2 separate regions of the Mus musculus genome follow, and region 1 is linked to region 2. The links are chromatin loops, found by intact Hi-C in ENCODE. Cell type or tissue: heart. All regions are shown on one strand.

Evidence for each region. Peaks named below come from ENCODE experiments on the same cell type or tissue, not always from the same donor. Only the 100,000 strongest peaks of a DNase experiment are listed, where the experiment ranks them.
Region 1: it touches region 2 in a loop (2.4-fold over the local background); 1 of 42 quality-filtered maps calls a loop at or near these places.

The regions. Positions count from the first base shown.
Region 1 is chr15:64,171,527-64,179,526 of GRCm38, reverse strand. It overlaps Asap1 (ArfGAP with SH3 domain, ankyrin repeat and PH domain1), which reads left to right. Exons shown (of 31, transcript NM_010026.3): 6 at 6,235-6,309; 7 at 6,793-6,842. Among named protein-coding and RNA genes, the nearest start is that of Gm20717, 77 kb to the right of the region's middle. In heart, a CTCF peak has its summit at 4,836 (motif pointing left); no DNase peak of the experiment used is centred here; H3K27me3 peaks cover 1,164 bases.
Region 2 is chr15:64,418,852-64,426,851 of GRCm38, reverse strand. The region is part of intron 2 of Gm30563 (a long non-coding RNA gene); the gene reads right to left. Among named protein-coding and RNA genes, the nearest start is that of Gm30563, 31 kb to the right of the region's middle. In heart, no CTCF peak of the experiment used is centred here; a DNase peak (open chromatin) is centred at 4,911.

The DNA of each region.
Region 1 (8,000 bases), 250 kb after region 2:
TTTTGGGAAACATTTTGAAACATTTGGGATATAAGATAATTTCATAAATAATTTGATGACTTCAAAGCCACACCTGTTTCACGTTTAATGTTTTAACAAGGTACTTTGTAAAAAGCTCTGTGGTGCTGTTCTTAAAAGCAGCCAACTCCATGGACTCATGGTAACCTGGGCTTACTGTTTACAGGAAAGGAAATAGCTTGGAAGCTGAATCTATCAATTTTACCATTGCTGAGCTGAAAGCACAAAGATCCAGGTCATCACTGGCAGGAAGCATTTTTAGAGAGGAAGCAGAAAAAGGAATACAGGGAGGGGCCAGGGCAAGATATAGTTCCCAAGTGACTGCTTCCTCCTTCAGGCCCCATCACCTACATCACCGACTCCCAGTAGTGCCATCGTACCGTGTGTCCATCAGGGAGTAATCCATTCATAGTCAAAGCTTTCATGATTCATTTGTACCCGGAAACTCCTCCATGGACACAGAAAAGATGTGCCTTACTAATCTGTATGTTTTCTAACCTGGTCAGGTTGACAGAATTAACAGTCGCACTGAATAATCAGTAAGCTTAGTAAGATGAGTGAGTTCCAGGGGTGCCTTGTTGGTACCCTCTCTTCCTTATTCTCTGCTCCCCAGACCATTTGCACTGGCACTGGCTAATTGAAGGAAATACTGGGACACCGGAGAGGTTAAACAGTCACTCTTACATAATAGTGATGGTCACGTGCGTCTGTGATTCTTCTCTCTGTGTTACAGTATTCTGGAAAGCAGTCTAGCGATAAACTCTTTAAATTTTCTTTTTCCATTGTGTTTTCTTTTAAAGTAGCCAGCATAATAGAATGATGGATATCATTGTGACATTTTCATACATATATATCATGTATTTTCTTTGCATCTCCCTACTACCTCGCTCAGTTCCCCTTCTTCATTGTTCCCCTTTCTGTCCCCAAATGGTCCTTTCTCCTGCTTCCATGTCACATATGTTCTGTTTCCCTCTGTTGCTTCTTTCCTTTTAGAGGGAAAATTTAAATCTAGATTTGATGTATGAAAAAAAAAATAACCACACACTCAGAATTTGTCTTTCCAATGCTGGCTTATTTCACTTAGCATGATGATCTCCAGGTACCCGTTTCAAATAGCTTTAAGATATTTGGTTACTGCCTAGGGTGTGAAAGAGTTAACACTCTAGACAGAAAACCTAAGTTATACCAGGGAATTGCCGATTTAACTGCGGGAGCTGGCTCATTATTTTAATTGGATTTTCCAAAGTGTTGAGCAAGTCAGCAGATTTGCATTAGCGTTGCTTTGAGAGAAATTGTTTCTTTCTGCAGAGAAGGAGAGAGAGCCGAGGAGCAGAGGAGAGAGCCTGTCAGAATTAGCTAGAGATGACAAATGCAAGCAAATCATGTCCTCGTTAATTAACGCAGCCCCGTGTGCGTGTGGGAGGGGCCGTCGGTAGAGCTGGACTGCTTTCCATTCCTAGGTGGGAAAAGGAGAAACTTCTGCCCTTCTCTAGGAGGCAGCGCTCCAAGGCTCCCAGGGCACAGCTGTGAGTCCAGCAGGGGGCTCGCTCGGGTGTGGGCACTGTGGCATGCGCTGCTCCTGTAAACCTGCTGTGGTCATCCCAAGAGCCTCTCCCCTCAGAAGGAGGGGGTGGGTAAAGTCATGCATCAGTAGACAGATGGGCAAGAGGGTGTCTTCCATGGAAATCTATATGAAGGGGTAAAAAGTCAAAACAGGATACATGTGTTCCCTCCCGCACAGAGCAGGCATTGTTGTAAGTCATCTGCAGGTAGGATAGTGATGGGTTGTTTGTATGGTGCATCATCAAGGCAGTTGGTGAGGAATAAGTGGTTGTTTTTTGTAGAAACCTGTATTAATCACAGTTGTATGTTTAAGAAACCTCTAGTGTACTATGAAAGGATAGATTACAGCTTCCTTGTCTAACTTCGTCCAGATTCCAGGAAGGGTATGAAGTATGGACTGGCAGAGGACAGCCCTTTTGTAAGGAACGGTCTTTTGTCAGGAGCACCCGTATATTTAGCGTGAGCAAGTGTCATCCCCGATGGTGTGTTAAAATGCTGCTTGCTTAATAAGATGGAAATATAAATAGTTGTGTGTGTGAGAATGAGTCTTGCTGTGTAGCCCACACTGACCTCTAATTGGCAAGCCTCCTGCCTCAGAGCAGAACTTCTGCTTCTTGTGGACTAGAATTACGTGAAAGCACTTACCCTAATTGGATTTGATTATCACAGAGAGGGAAAGAATTTGCGAGTTGGGAAAGTTGATGCAGAATAATCAGTAGCATTTTAGTAAAGTGCCATCGAAATGATCCATGGTATATTTTTCCTAAAACATCCCTTAAAGGCTAATGCCGGTGACAGCAGGAAGTCTGCTCCCTCCAGTAGTCCTGGATTCTGTGTTGACTACACTGAAATTGCCAGTGGGGACAGCACTTCACAGTTGGACAGAACTTGCTTGGGTTGTCACATTTTTGAAATATTAAGAAAACGAAAATACTGGAAGAGTCTGGAATCCTAAGACTAAAATCATATAATTCACCTGTCACAGAGCAGCACACTGAGATATCTGGAGGGACAGGTGTTCTCTTCATTGAGTTTTCCAAGGGAGAAACCGTCTGTGTTTCAGTCCCCGCCCCCCTCTTCTCTGCTGTCTTCCTGGTGCCTCTCAGGTCGTTCCCTGTCACCTGTCACCAAGGAAAGGACTTTCTCCTGGGAAGGGAGCTGACTAGAGGTAGTAAATTTTTGTAATTTTTTTTTCCTGTGACTTTTTCCTAAGCTTAACCACTGGGGAAAATCCAGATTTCTAAATTTATAACGTATTGTCTGCTGTTTCATATTATTCCCCAAGAATACGTGTGTAGATGACCACAGTGAAATTCTTAATTCTTGGGGTTTTCCATCAGTGCAGAGCCCCAGCCCAGTGTTTAACCACAGTGATGGCCTTGGTTACTCGGTGTGGTTAGAGCATAGACTTGTTCTTCAGAAGAACCTTCACCTTCAGCACGGACCACAGATTTCATAATGCCCCTGGTGTCTAATGCAGCCTCCGCGTCAAGGTAGCAGCAAGCTTCCATTGTTGCTTCATTCACAAGGGTCTGAGATATTGATGAAAGGGGTCATCTAGGATTGGAAGTTGAAATGTGCTTTTAATCTGTGTTTTCCATGTTGTTTTAAGTACTGTTTCTTCTTGAGCAAACAGTACATTGCTTATTTTTAAAGAATGTTTGAGTATGCATGTGAAAATTGTGCATGTTTGCATATGCGTACCTGTGCAACCTCAGCTGTTGTTCTCAAACGCCGCTGTCTTGTTTGTTGAGGCTGGACAGATCTCATTAGCAGAGGGCTCACCAAGTAGGCTCAATGGGCGGTCACAGAGCCCCAAGGAATCTCCTGTCCCTATCTCCCAGCATTAGAGTTACATGTCTGGGCCACCAGATAGATCTGCCCTTTTTTGACATGGGTTCTGTCATCTAACTAAGGACCTCATGCCTGCAAGGTAAGCATTTGCCAACTGAACTCTCTCTAGCCCTTTAAATAATAATAACAGCAACAGCAATGAAGAAAGCCTCCTTTCCTCCTGTATTCCCTCCACCCCCATGTCCTTCAGAGCACTGTGGACACCAGCAGATTACTGGGTTCTTCTCTAGGAATAATGTACACATACAACCTTTTCCCCATCTTTTTAGAGGTCAATCTTGTCCTCTGTAAGTACTTTTTATTCCCCCCCCCCATATACCACATAAATAAGGAAGAGTCTCATAAGTGCTACAGTTTCCCAAGCCAGGTGCCCATTGTTGGGCACGCTGTTTCCATCAGTATGAACAGCCCAGCTACTCTGGAATGCCCAGGCTGTTAAACAGTGTAGATCATACATTCAAGGCCAGCATGGAGACTCTGAGCTCAACCATGGTGCTCTTATAATTATGGAGCTGCCTCCTTACTTCCCTTAAGACTTAGAGGAAAGGTTTGCAATTATACTCAGTTTCTTTTAAAATAAAATTCTACATTAGAAGCAGTGGCGGTTTTATAGAAACAGTCTGTGGTAAGAACTTCTGGAGTGTTTTATCAAGCCTAAACTAACTTTATTGCAATAAATAATTTGTTACCTATAGTATTTCTTCTAGAGAACAGATGTTTGTATCCATAATACAAGCAAAATTTGTCAGAATTGCTGCTTCAGTCTAGTCCCACTTGAGAGAATTTGTTTTCACAGACTTAATAACTGGATGAATTATCACACTGTCTCTTAAGAGCCTTGGGGCAGAGGATCCTGGAGACTTAGACTGTCAGAATAAAATTGAGCGCTAAGAGCAAAATATCTCCAGCTTAGCGTCTAGAGCAGAGGGCTGATTTCTGTGGGTCTTCATTTTCTTCTGTCATGACCAGGCATTCTCAAGCTTTTTATTTTTGAGGACCATAATTATAAATTCTAAGTGGAACCTTAATAAGAGAGGATGCACCTGATCTTACTGCAATTCGATATGCCAGGAATCCTTGATATTCATGGGAGGCCTGACCTTTTCTGAAGAGTGGATGGTGAAGAGAGGGAGCAGGGACTGACTGGGAGGAAAGGAGGGAGGAGAAAGTATGAGATGATAGACAGATAGACAGACAGATAGAAAGATGGTAGATAGATAGATAGATTGATTGATTTTAAAATATATACATAAACTCTAAGTGGCCTTTTTGCCCTACTTTCCAAAACCATTACTGATTCTCATAGACATTCAGCATTTAGCAATCTGGACTGCTTGCTTAAGCTGAATTCTGTGTTACACAGATAGAATTGCCTTGGCAGGGATCCTACGCCCTCTGGTGGTATATACTAGAAAACCTTCCTCAGATGTTAAGCCAGTGGAAGTTTAGCAAAGAGCATGACAGAGCTGCTGAGAAAACCCAAGGTGCGAGTAACAGGGACGCACTGGGAGAAGGCAGAAGCCAAAAGGCATGACTTCTCTTCTCTTCCCCTTTGCTCCCTCAGTTCTGGATTCATAACTGGCATTTTAAAAATACGTGGGTTTTCAGCACTCACGAGAGTTTGTAAGCTGGCACAGAACGTGTGTGTTGGCTCGTTCCATCCTCACCTGCTTGCTGGCAGGAGCATGCAGCCCCTCCACTCTGTCAGCACCAGGCCATTGAGCAACAGTGGATGTCCTCATGTCATTCTCTCTTGCTGGCTGTCGACTGCCAGTGTAGAAAGAAGCCCCACTTGGAGCAATAGTGGGCTGCTCATCTCTGCCTGCCTGCCTGCACAGCATGTGGCTCATTCTCTCTTCGGTGAAGAGTGGATGGATAGATGGACAGGCTGACAGGTAGACATACATGCATGGGAGAAAAATGTTCTTAAGGAGGAGACCCCAGACCTACTATGCTTCGGTTCTGCAGAGCCATGCCAGCTCAGATTTCCCTGGGAATTCCCAGCATCTTGCCGACTGTATTTTAAACCATCCTTTGGCTCCTCTGCAGCTTGCCTCCAGCTGGGCAGCAGCTCAGCCTCTTTCTCCGTTAGGTCTGTACTGTGTCAAAGTGCAGTCTGCCTCTGCAGAGCAAGAGAAAACCTGCTACTCAACCGTCAAAGACTTGTCTTAGCTGAGTCTTGTGGCTCATGCCTAGGAACCTGTAATCCAAGGCATGGGTTACACAACCAGACCTGTCAATAAATAATAATAATAATAATAATAATAATAATAATAACTGAGGCTGCAGCTGTAAGCAGACAGCCAAGGCCATCAGTGAGCATCTAATCTCATGCAAGACAGATAGAATCACAGATAGAGTGTGTACTGTGAGAGCACAAAAAGGAAATGGTGAAAGCCGGTTACACACTTCCCTTCTTATTCTTGACAGCAACTGAAGAAAAGTCAAACCAAGAGTTGCAGTCTTGTTAGAAGTTGCACTGAAAGTGCTGAAATGAGTAGCAGTCGCTTGCACTCATCTGTAGGTGCGACAGCAGTATCTCAGAGCATCGCTCTGGGACCACACTGCAGCTCTCTGCTCACAGCTGGGACTCTTACATGTCACCTCTCCCTCCTCATTCCTACAGCTGCAGTGTGGGGACTCACACTAGCAAGAGGATGGCATGTACATGCAACAGACATTTAACACACATACAGCTCTCCACTGAGCCCCGGGCCGGTGAGTCCAAGGAAGAGGTTTCACTGTTTATTGTGCATTCTTTTAACTCTCTCCCATCTTTTCTCTGTGTTGATTTTCCAGCTCCAGGGTCTGAGCCACAATGTGATCTTCACCTTGGATTCCTTGTTAAAAGGAGACTTGAAGGGGGTCAAAGGAGTAAGTGGCCAGAAATTATTATTTTCAGTCTTCAGTTAAAAGGGTTGGGTTTATTCTTCCTTTTTTTAAACATAGTAGTACTTATATTTGAAAATTTCTAAACATTTTCAGCACAAAACATTCTTGGAAAATTGTCATTAGAAAAACTGTTGCATCTTCACATGATGGTACCGACTGGAAACAAGACTAGGTCCTTTCAGAAAGATTGGTAGCTCCTCAGTGGGGATGGGGGGAGGAGCTGGGCCCCAGTCTGGCCTCCCAGGGTGATTGATGGACTGGGCTCTGAGCAGCTCTGGCTCTTGCTGCTTTGATAGGACCAGGAGGGCCCACCCTCCTGCATCTGCAGGGCTTCTCACCTGGGACCAGTGCACATGTGGTTTCAGATCTCCAGAAGCAAGTTGGTTTTGTTCTGATGGTTTCTCAGTTACTTATTGGAGGAAAGATGAATAACAGTTTTCATTTTCTCATTTTCTCTTTCCTAAGGATCTCAAGAAGCCATTTGACAAAGCCTGGAAAGATTATGAGACGAAGTTGTAAGTGCTGCTTTGTTCTGTTTGTGATACCTGGTCATGGTCATGAGTTTCCACGGGCTGAGGACAGGACTGGGCCCCAGTGAACTAATATATTAGCTATGATCTAGTTAAAAGCCACACACACACAGTTATCCCAGCACTCTGGAAGCTAAGCAGTCCTGGGCTCCAGTTCATTCAAGGACTGCCTGGGCTACAAGGTCAGACAATGCCTCAAGAAACTAAACATGCAGAAAACCTTACCCAGCCTGTGCTAACTGTCTGTAGTGAATGATAGGCGCTATGTTGGTTGCTGGTATGAACTGTCCAGTTGGAAGCCGATGCACATGCACAGTCTTCTTTTATTATCACTATCACTTAACTGAACACCATGTGCATTTCTGTGGAGTACAGCAGTTAGGAAATAAAGACTAGCTGGTGTTTGTGATAGCATTTTTATCTGCCAGGATTTACACCAGTGTGTGTTTTACACACATGACTGCCTGACACCACTCATCAGTGTGCACCCCTCTCTGTCCGTCCAGAAACTGAAGTCTGATTCTAGCCTAGCCTGAGGAGTTTGGCAAGGTCCTGCACTTAGCGGCCATTGCGCTGGCATCATGCTGGATCTGCCTGACCTAGAGACTGAGCGGTATAATTTGGGGCCAGATGCTGAAGTGACCCATACACCTCATTTATTCCTATTTTCTGAGAGAGTTGTGATACCAGACAGTGGGTACTTAGGAAGATATATCTGTTTCAAAGCTTGTGTAGGTATAAGTTTATAGAGTGGAAGCCATTTCTGTGCTCAGCAGTAGCAGCTGAATGAGTAGAGAAGCAGAGCAACTTGGGAATCAAGGGTATTTTATCCCCAATTGTTTTTGTAAAACTTGTATAATAGTGTACTGTTGAAGAAGCACTGCCTTAGGAACTGGCGTGTGTGTGTGCGTGTGTGCGTGCGTGCGTGCGTGTGTGTGTGTGTGTGTGTCTACAGTAAGAAATGCAACTAGAAACCAAAAGTTCATATGGTGGTCCTCCCAGCGTGGATGAGTGTTGAGTCCACATCTCTCATGGAACGCGAGTGAGATGCACCCTGAGTCAGCGAGTTCAGCAGGCTCTGCTGGTAGGTCCTCAAAGAAGGCTTGGGTTTGGCTTGGTTTTTAATAACTTCCTATCAATAAA
Region 2 (8,000 bases):
TAACTGTTTTGGAGGCAGAAGTGGTTAAGAATTCATGGTCATCCCCAGCAGACTTCTGAGCTTGAAGCCAGCCTAGACTACTTGAGAAACTATCTTGGAAAGCAAAACCAAAAACAAGCAAAAAGTGATCAAGTGCCCGAAATACAGCTCAGTTAATAAAATTCTTTTTTTTTTCAATTTTTATTACATATTTTTTTCATTTACATTTCAAATGCTATCCTGAAAGTCCCATATACCCTTCCCCCACCCTGTTCCCCTACCCACTCACTCCCACTTCTTAGCCCTGGCTTTCTGCTATACTAGGGCATATAAAGTTTGCAAGACCAAGGGGCCTCTCTTCCCAATGGATGGCAGACTAGGTCATCTTCGGCTACATATGCAACTAGAGACACAAGCTCTGGGTGTACTAGTTAGTTCATATTGTTGTTCCACCTATAGGGTTGCAGACCCCTTTAGCTCCTTGGGTACTTTCTCTAGCTCCTCCATTGGGGGCCCTGTGTTCTATCCAATACATGACTGTGAGCATCCACTTCTGTATTTGCCAGGCACTGGCATAGCCTCACAAGAGACTTCTATATCAGGGTCCTGTCAGCAAAATCTTGCTGGCATATGCAATAGTGTCTGAGTTTGGTGGCTGTTTATGGGATGGATTCCCAGGTGGGACAGTCTCTGGATTGTCCTTTCATAACAGCCTTATTTACAATATCCAGAAGCTGGAAAGAACCCAGATGTCCCTCCACAGAGGAATGGATACAGAAAATGTGGTACATTTACACAATGGAGTACTACTCAGCTATTAAAATGAATTTATGAAATTCTTAGGCAAATGGATGCATCTGGAGTATATCATCCTGAGCGAGGTAACCCAATCACAAAAGAACACACATGATATGCACTCATGGATAAGTGAATATTAGCCCAGAAATTTAGAATACTCAAGATACAATTTGCAAAACATATGAAACTGAAGAAGAGGGAAGACCAAAAGGGTGGATACTTCATTCCTTCTTAGAATGGGGAACAAAATACCCATGGAAGGAGTTAAAGACACCTTTCACACTTAATTTCCACTTCCCATTCCTCCTATGGGCTTGGGACTCAACCAGTGTCTTGTGCTTTTTCATCTAGCTGTTTGCCTTTCCCTGCGATCCTGGAGGAGTATACACAGACACTGAGAAGGTCACCGATTTTGGTCTCTCACCTGTTTAGAGCACTTTCCCAGCCACATTCATTGTTATCTTTTGGCTTCCTAGTAATTTTCACAACACATAAAGTTTTAATTTTATGATATTATTTTATGTAACCTCCCCCCCTCAGCCTGAAATCTGGCTGATCAGGTTTGACTGTTATCACCAGGAGAGCATCCGGGATGGAGCCTGCCACCCTATCATTCTGCCACTCCCACTGCTGCTCCTGCCGCCTAGCTGTTCTGGAGCCAACACGTGGTCACCTGCAACTGGACTCCAAGGATGATTTGGTGGGAATGGTCCCCTCCCCCTTCTTCATAACCCCGTGTCTCCGAATAGTAAAATTGAGCTTTGATCAGAACCCTTGTCTTAGCTCCATCCTTTCTCATGCCACCTAGGTTCCCTCTTTTCTTTCAGATTCCAAGATGCTTTCCAGGCTCAAACCTGGACATGTAGGCCACTGGCCGGCCTCAACAATTTTACTGTGTCTTCTCTTATGGATTCTGGGGGCTGTCGAGCTTAAGAAGGCAAAGCTTTTCTCCATCTTGGTATTATTTAAATACGTGTTTTCTTTTAATACTTTGGATGAATATTTTTAAATGTAAAACCTTTCTTCATCTGGAGTTGATTTTTTTTTTGTATAGGAACTAGGAAGAATGTCATTTTAGATGACTTCCATTTGTCTGAACACAATGCCAATTTTAAAATAATCCCCCTGTTTCCACCATTTGAGGAATCCTCTTAACCACATTTCTGATGCATCAGAGCCTATTCCTAGACCCCACTTAAGTTTTTTGCTGGTGTGTCCAGTTATGTGCTATTACCAAACCGCTCATTTTATTTTAGCTTTACTGTGTGCTCCATTAGCTTTCAAGCATAGTCTACCTTAGGTTTTTCAGAATCTGTATATGTTATCAATGAATTCTTTTTTACACATAAGCCTCACTATGGCTAATTGCACCAAAAATGTATTCTTAAAGTTGAGATTATGTTCAATTTAAGGATTAATTTAGGAACATCAGACATTGTATAGTATGAGTATGGAGCCACCTCTCTTATAAATATTTATTTCTATTTATTTGTGAATTTGTACATAATCCTCAATGGCATCTTTATATTATATGCACACATGTGTGTGTTACAAGGGTAGAACCCAGATCTTTGTATGTGCCAGGCAAGTGTTTTACCACTGAACTGTGCCTATTTTCTTCATATACATGGTAACATAACTTGATATGAAAACTAATTTGTCCATAGTTACTCTAAATTGACTTTTTAAAAATTTTTATCTATTTATTATGCTGGAAAAAAACTGATTTTCTCACCCAGACATCATGCTGTATTTGATTGCTAAAGATGACTTTTAATTGAATATCCTAGGTTAGTAACTATAAAGGCTATATCTATACCTGATAATCATTTGCCTCATTATTAGTTCTTACATCTCTGGGCTGTTTGTTTGTTTACCTGCCTAAAAACACTGGCTATTAGAGGTATATCCCATGTTCCAAACATTAATGTGACTTACTAGGGTTCCAAGAATAAGTCTCTCTCTTCCCCCTCCCCATCCTCCTCCCCTCTCTCTTCCTCCCCCCCCCCCGTGTGTGTGTGTGTGTGTGTGTGTGTGTGTGTGTGTGTGTGTGTGTTTGCATGCTTACATATAGGATAGGGATAGAGGATGTTGTAGACCTTGCCCAGAAAAATGGACAAAGCAGGTGAATGCAGAGATGCCTTCTTTTCCTCTCTCCTTATTTTCCAGCTCTAGGTAGGCTAGCTCCCTTGGCTGGGGGGTGGGGGTAGGGGGACTCCTGGAGGCCAGGATGTCTCTTCCTTCACCAGAAAGGCTCACTGGAGTTCAGTTCCTACCTCTAGTTTTTCGCTGACTGTCTGCTTTCTCATGTTCAAAGAAAGCTATTATTATTGGGTCAGCCCACCTCCTGGTATGGAAACCACTTCATGGGGGCAGTGACATCAGTCATAAGGAATATCCATTATCAAGGGTCTTTAAGCAGCTATACAAATTGTCATCACGGTGGGCACTACAGATTACTAGCCAAGTGGAAAATACACCACAGGATCATTTGCCTTTACATCCTACCCAGGGGTGATGCAAGCTCCCAGAACCTGGACAACACTCTGGCTGGCTCTTGGCCCCTGTATTTCCCAGGAAAGGAAAATAAATGGTTGGTAGCATTTATAAGTGGTACGCTGGGGCCTTTGAGGACAAGCCTGCTGTTTCTCAGGTCAAACTTGGTGAGAAGAACCTTGACAGCTCTAGCCAAGCACTTGCTGAAATCAGTGTTAAGGTTTGTCAGCCTGCCACAGCCAGCCAGCAGCCCCATACTGTGACGAGATATCTGCAGGACAAGGACCAGGCAGATCAAATCAGGGAAGCTACTGCCAGCATCTAAACCGCCGTGTTAAGATGCAAAACCAAACAAGAAACTGGAAACTTTAATCCCAGCACTCGGGAGGCAGAGACAGGTGGATTTCTGAGTTCAAGGCCAGCCTGGTCTACAAAGTGAGTTCCAGGACAGCCAGGGCTACACAGAGAAACCCTGTCTCTGGAAGAAGAAGAAGAAGAAGAAGAAGAAGAAGAAGAAGAAGAAGAAGAAGAAGAAGAAGAAGAAGAAGAAGAAGAAGAAGAAGAAGAAGAAGAAGATAGCTCCCACTTCTGTTCTTAAACAAATTGATGGAGAAGCCGTCAGAACCATCGGTGGGTAAGTGGGCAGGGTCATGAACAGTTTCCAGAAGAAACATGCAAGGGTTTATTTTCTCCCTTCTTCTTATTTATTTAGAGTCCCTTGGCATTCTGCAGACAGCATCGATATTACCTTGGCAGTCAAAGCAGAACGCTATTAATCTAGACAGCTATTTTGAAAAGGGCCCGAGGCTTCTTCCTCTGCTGTCTTTGTTCTACAACAAGATGTGCATTTAAACATCAGAAGCTGACAGAGATCGGTAGTCCCTGTGGACAAAGAAGGAAGGGTCAGTGAGTGGGGTCATTCAAGGGAACAGAAGACTCTCAAAGGTGAAGTGGCATTTCTTGGGTCTGGGTCACCTGCCAGGTGATCAAGGCTAATGGAACAGATTGATTATTTATCAGCTCTGGGATTTTTCCAACACACTGAGGTTCCTACGATAGTTATCCTATCTATAAGCCAGAGATGCTATGTGTATCTTCAAGGACTGATAAGTAATAAGGTTGTGTATGGAAAGAGAGTAGGACCTGATACATAGTAAATATTCAGCAAGTTAGGATGCAGGAACAGCACTGCTAACAAGAAGAAAGGGAGGGGGGAGGGAGGGAGGGAGGGAGGGGAGGGAGGGAGGGAGGGAGGGAGGGAGGGAGGGAGGGAGGGACGGAGGGACGGAGGGAGGGAGGGAAGGTTATTCTAGATCAATGGAAGGTGCACAAGATGAGACTTTGGTCCTCATGTGTGGAACATCTATGTAGCCTAGACAAGTCATGTCACTCCCAGGTCCCAGATGATCTCAGAGCTTCCAGGTTTTGTTCTGGGCTGCCCAAGACAGCACCTCACTCCCTTGGCCACTGACATTCCCATATTGGACCTGTAGATGTGGAGCGTCATGGGTGTGCCTCAGATCAGAGTGAGATACTACAGGCAGGCATCTCACTGGCATGCTTGGCCCGCCCTTCCCCAAGGAAGCTGACCTCTTGTTTGGACCTCTCTGGCATTTCCATGGAGACAAGGGATTTGGCAGAGAGGGACTGAAAGTTCTTCCTTCAGGAAAGCCTCCTCCCTTCCCCAGGGAGCCTATGTTCTGTGACCCAGCTTCCCGGAGACACTGAAACTAAGGCTACCTCCCTCCCATCCAGGCTGCCTCCAGGGACAGGGTTCAGGCACCCTTTCAGGATGCCGCCCAGGGGAGCCAGCTTAGCCTGAAGTTGGCTCTGCCTATACCCACATAGCTTCCGGTTAATGGCAGAGTCCTTCCTGAAGGCACCTACTGTACATTCCAATGCAAAAGGAATTCCCACCATCCCCTCAGGCAACTGAACCCTTGCAGGGAGGGGATTAGGGAGTTGGACTACAGCTCCGACTGTCTCCTCTGTTGGCAGAGCTTACAGCCAACAGGCTATACCCTGAGAAAGATCCTCAGGACCAGCCTCTATGACGGTTGAACCCGTGAACCTGTGAGCTTCTGTTGGGTTCCATTCTCCTCTGTTCTCTCCATGCTAAAGCAGATCTCTGCTGTGTCTCTTTCTCCAGGCTCCTTGGTGACATCATTGCTGAGACTGGCCTGCTTCCTATACTGTATTGAGGGCTTGCTCCGCCTTAATTAAGGGACTATTGGTGCTCTACCACTGAGCTATACCCCAGCCCTCCAGTGTCTGTTCTCAGAGGTTCAAGCAGCTGCTCACAGCATCTCCCCGTTATCTCATAAAAGTAATCTAATTGAGGAGTGTTCCATTGCTCTGCTTGTGTGAACCTCAACGGTCGTCCTGTGATGAGCATGTGGTGGGGGGTATGATGTTGTCCTTTTTTACAAGTGGGGAAATTGAGGCCCAGAGAATGCTCTGAGGCTTCCCAGGGTCCCCAAAGCCAGCAAGCATAGAAATGGTAGCAGAATTAAACCTTGGGTCAATGATAAGAAGCTTCAGGAGTCTCTGTCACCCATAATTCCTGTTACCCAGCAGCCATCCAGAGGGACACAATAGTTTATTTACCGCATCTTAGAGGAATGAGACCAAATTTACATACATTCAGCAACTTGTTTTTTAAGGTTTTTGTTGTTGTTTTGTTTTGTTTTTGCTTTTGTTTTTTGAGATAAGTTCTCAATAGACTATTCACTAGGTAGTTAAAGTTGGCTTCAAACTCACTATATAGCACAGGTTAGCTTTAAACTCACTACGTAGCCCAGGCTAGCCTTAAATGCACATGATCTTCTCATCTGTCTCCCAGTTACTGGAACTGTTGGCATTTACCTCCACACCCACTACCCAAAATAATCTGAGAACATTTTGTCTCTAGAGATGGGAATGTAAACCCAGATTCACTGAGCACCACAGCCTACGACTTCATCATATTACATTACCATCCCACACAGTAGGTCGACCTGTGATGGGAAACTGTCTCTTATACGGGAACTGCCACTCCAATACCTGGCACTTCCTATGATGGGATCTTGCAGGTTGGCTGGGCTACAGAAATCCCTGATGAGGAGGACTGTGTAGAGGGAGCACCCAAGTCCCAAGGGCTGGAGAGAAACAGAGCCGGTCTCTCTGTCCTCTGTGAGCCGATAAGCAGTTCAGCGGCACTTGCACTCAAGCAAGTCTGACTGAGCTGTGGCTAGAAAAAGAAAAGTAGGTCCCTATGATGAAGAGGAAGACCAAGGATGACACAAGGTAGAGGCTTCATCTTCAAATGCTTACTGGTGATAACAGTGACCAACGCAAGATGTGAGGAGAAAATACACACCTACTATGCGCAAAACACTCCTAACTGTCATCAAAGAACCCACTGATAACACTGTCTTCTGATGTGTAGGTCATCCCTGTGTTCTAATACAAGGACAAACCCCACCCTTACTCTACAGCCACAGCCAGAACAGTGGGCTGTGTGAGGTGGCACGCACCTGTCAACCTAGCCTTCAGGAAGCTGAGGATTGCGGGTTGAGAATAGGCTGGCAATGGCAATACTATCTTTAAAAACCAGGGTTGAAAAGAATGGCAAGAAGAACCATGGTCAGAACCACTTGCCAAAGAGAGTCCCAGCTTTGAGGAGAAAAGCTAACGGGAAGAGAAAATGGCTATTCTGTATTCATACACTCTTCCCAAGATGGTTGAAATATAGAGCCCCGGGATATTTGTCTGTCAGAATGTGCTCCGTTGCAAGTAAGAAACGCTGACAGCGTGGCCCAAACATGAGCAAGTTCATGGTTTACCTCAGGTGACTTTAATTTGTTTTTCCTCAGGCAGTCTCCTTCCAAAGGATACTATGGTACAGGGCAGTATTGAAAACTGAGTTTCAAGGTCACTGCTAGCTGTAATAGTTAAGAAGATGCTAATCAGGCTATGCAATCCCCTCAAAGTAGTAAACCAAGGAGAAAGGCATTGCTATTAAAGGACACTTAAAGGACTCAGGGAAGTGAGGGGCTGAGGTCCTGCCTGGAGCTACATTCTATTTCTGGACTTCTGGGGTGAGGCCTGGTACCAATTAATTTGAACCCAGAATTGTCATTAAAAGGGGGGGGGTAGAAGGAAGCAAATGTAGATGAACTAGCTACTCTTAAATTCTGCATTTCCACTTCTCAGACCCTTTTCTCTTGAGAGAAAATGGACAGAGGGAACATGCAAGAGCCCCTTGCTTATATAGCCGTCCTCTGTGCTGGGCTGTCTCATGAGAGACGCACAGGCTGGCCCAGGGCGAAGTCCCTCTCTGGGTGCTGCACATGTCTCTGTAGTCAGCAAAACCTTCACCCACTATGTCTCCCCTCCCCCCCCCACTTCCTCACCATATCCTCAGCATATGATAAATGCCTTACCAGTTGTCACCTGACAGTGGATGGATTTGGGGATGGGAATGGTCTTATAGGTGTTTCAAACACAGTCCCCTCTGCAACTGTGACCCTCTGATGTCCTTAATCTGCCTTCCTGCTAGACCCTATGACAGTTTCTCTGCCATACCCTTGTTTGTGCCAGTGGCTCGTTCCATCTGGCCTGTCCCCCCATCCTCCTGACTTCTGCATACACACATTCATCTGATTTTTCCTCCACTAAGGCCAATTTCAGCCATCCTTCCTGAGGGAAGTTTCTACTGAACTCATCAGTGTGGGGAGCCACCCTCA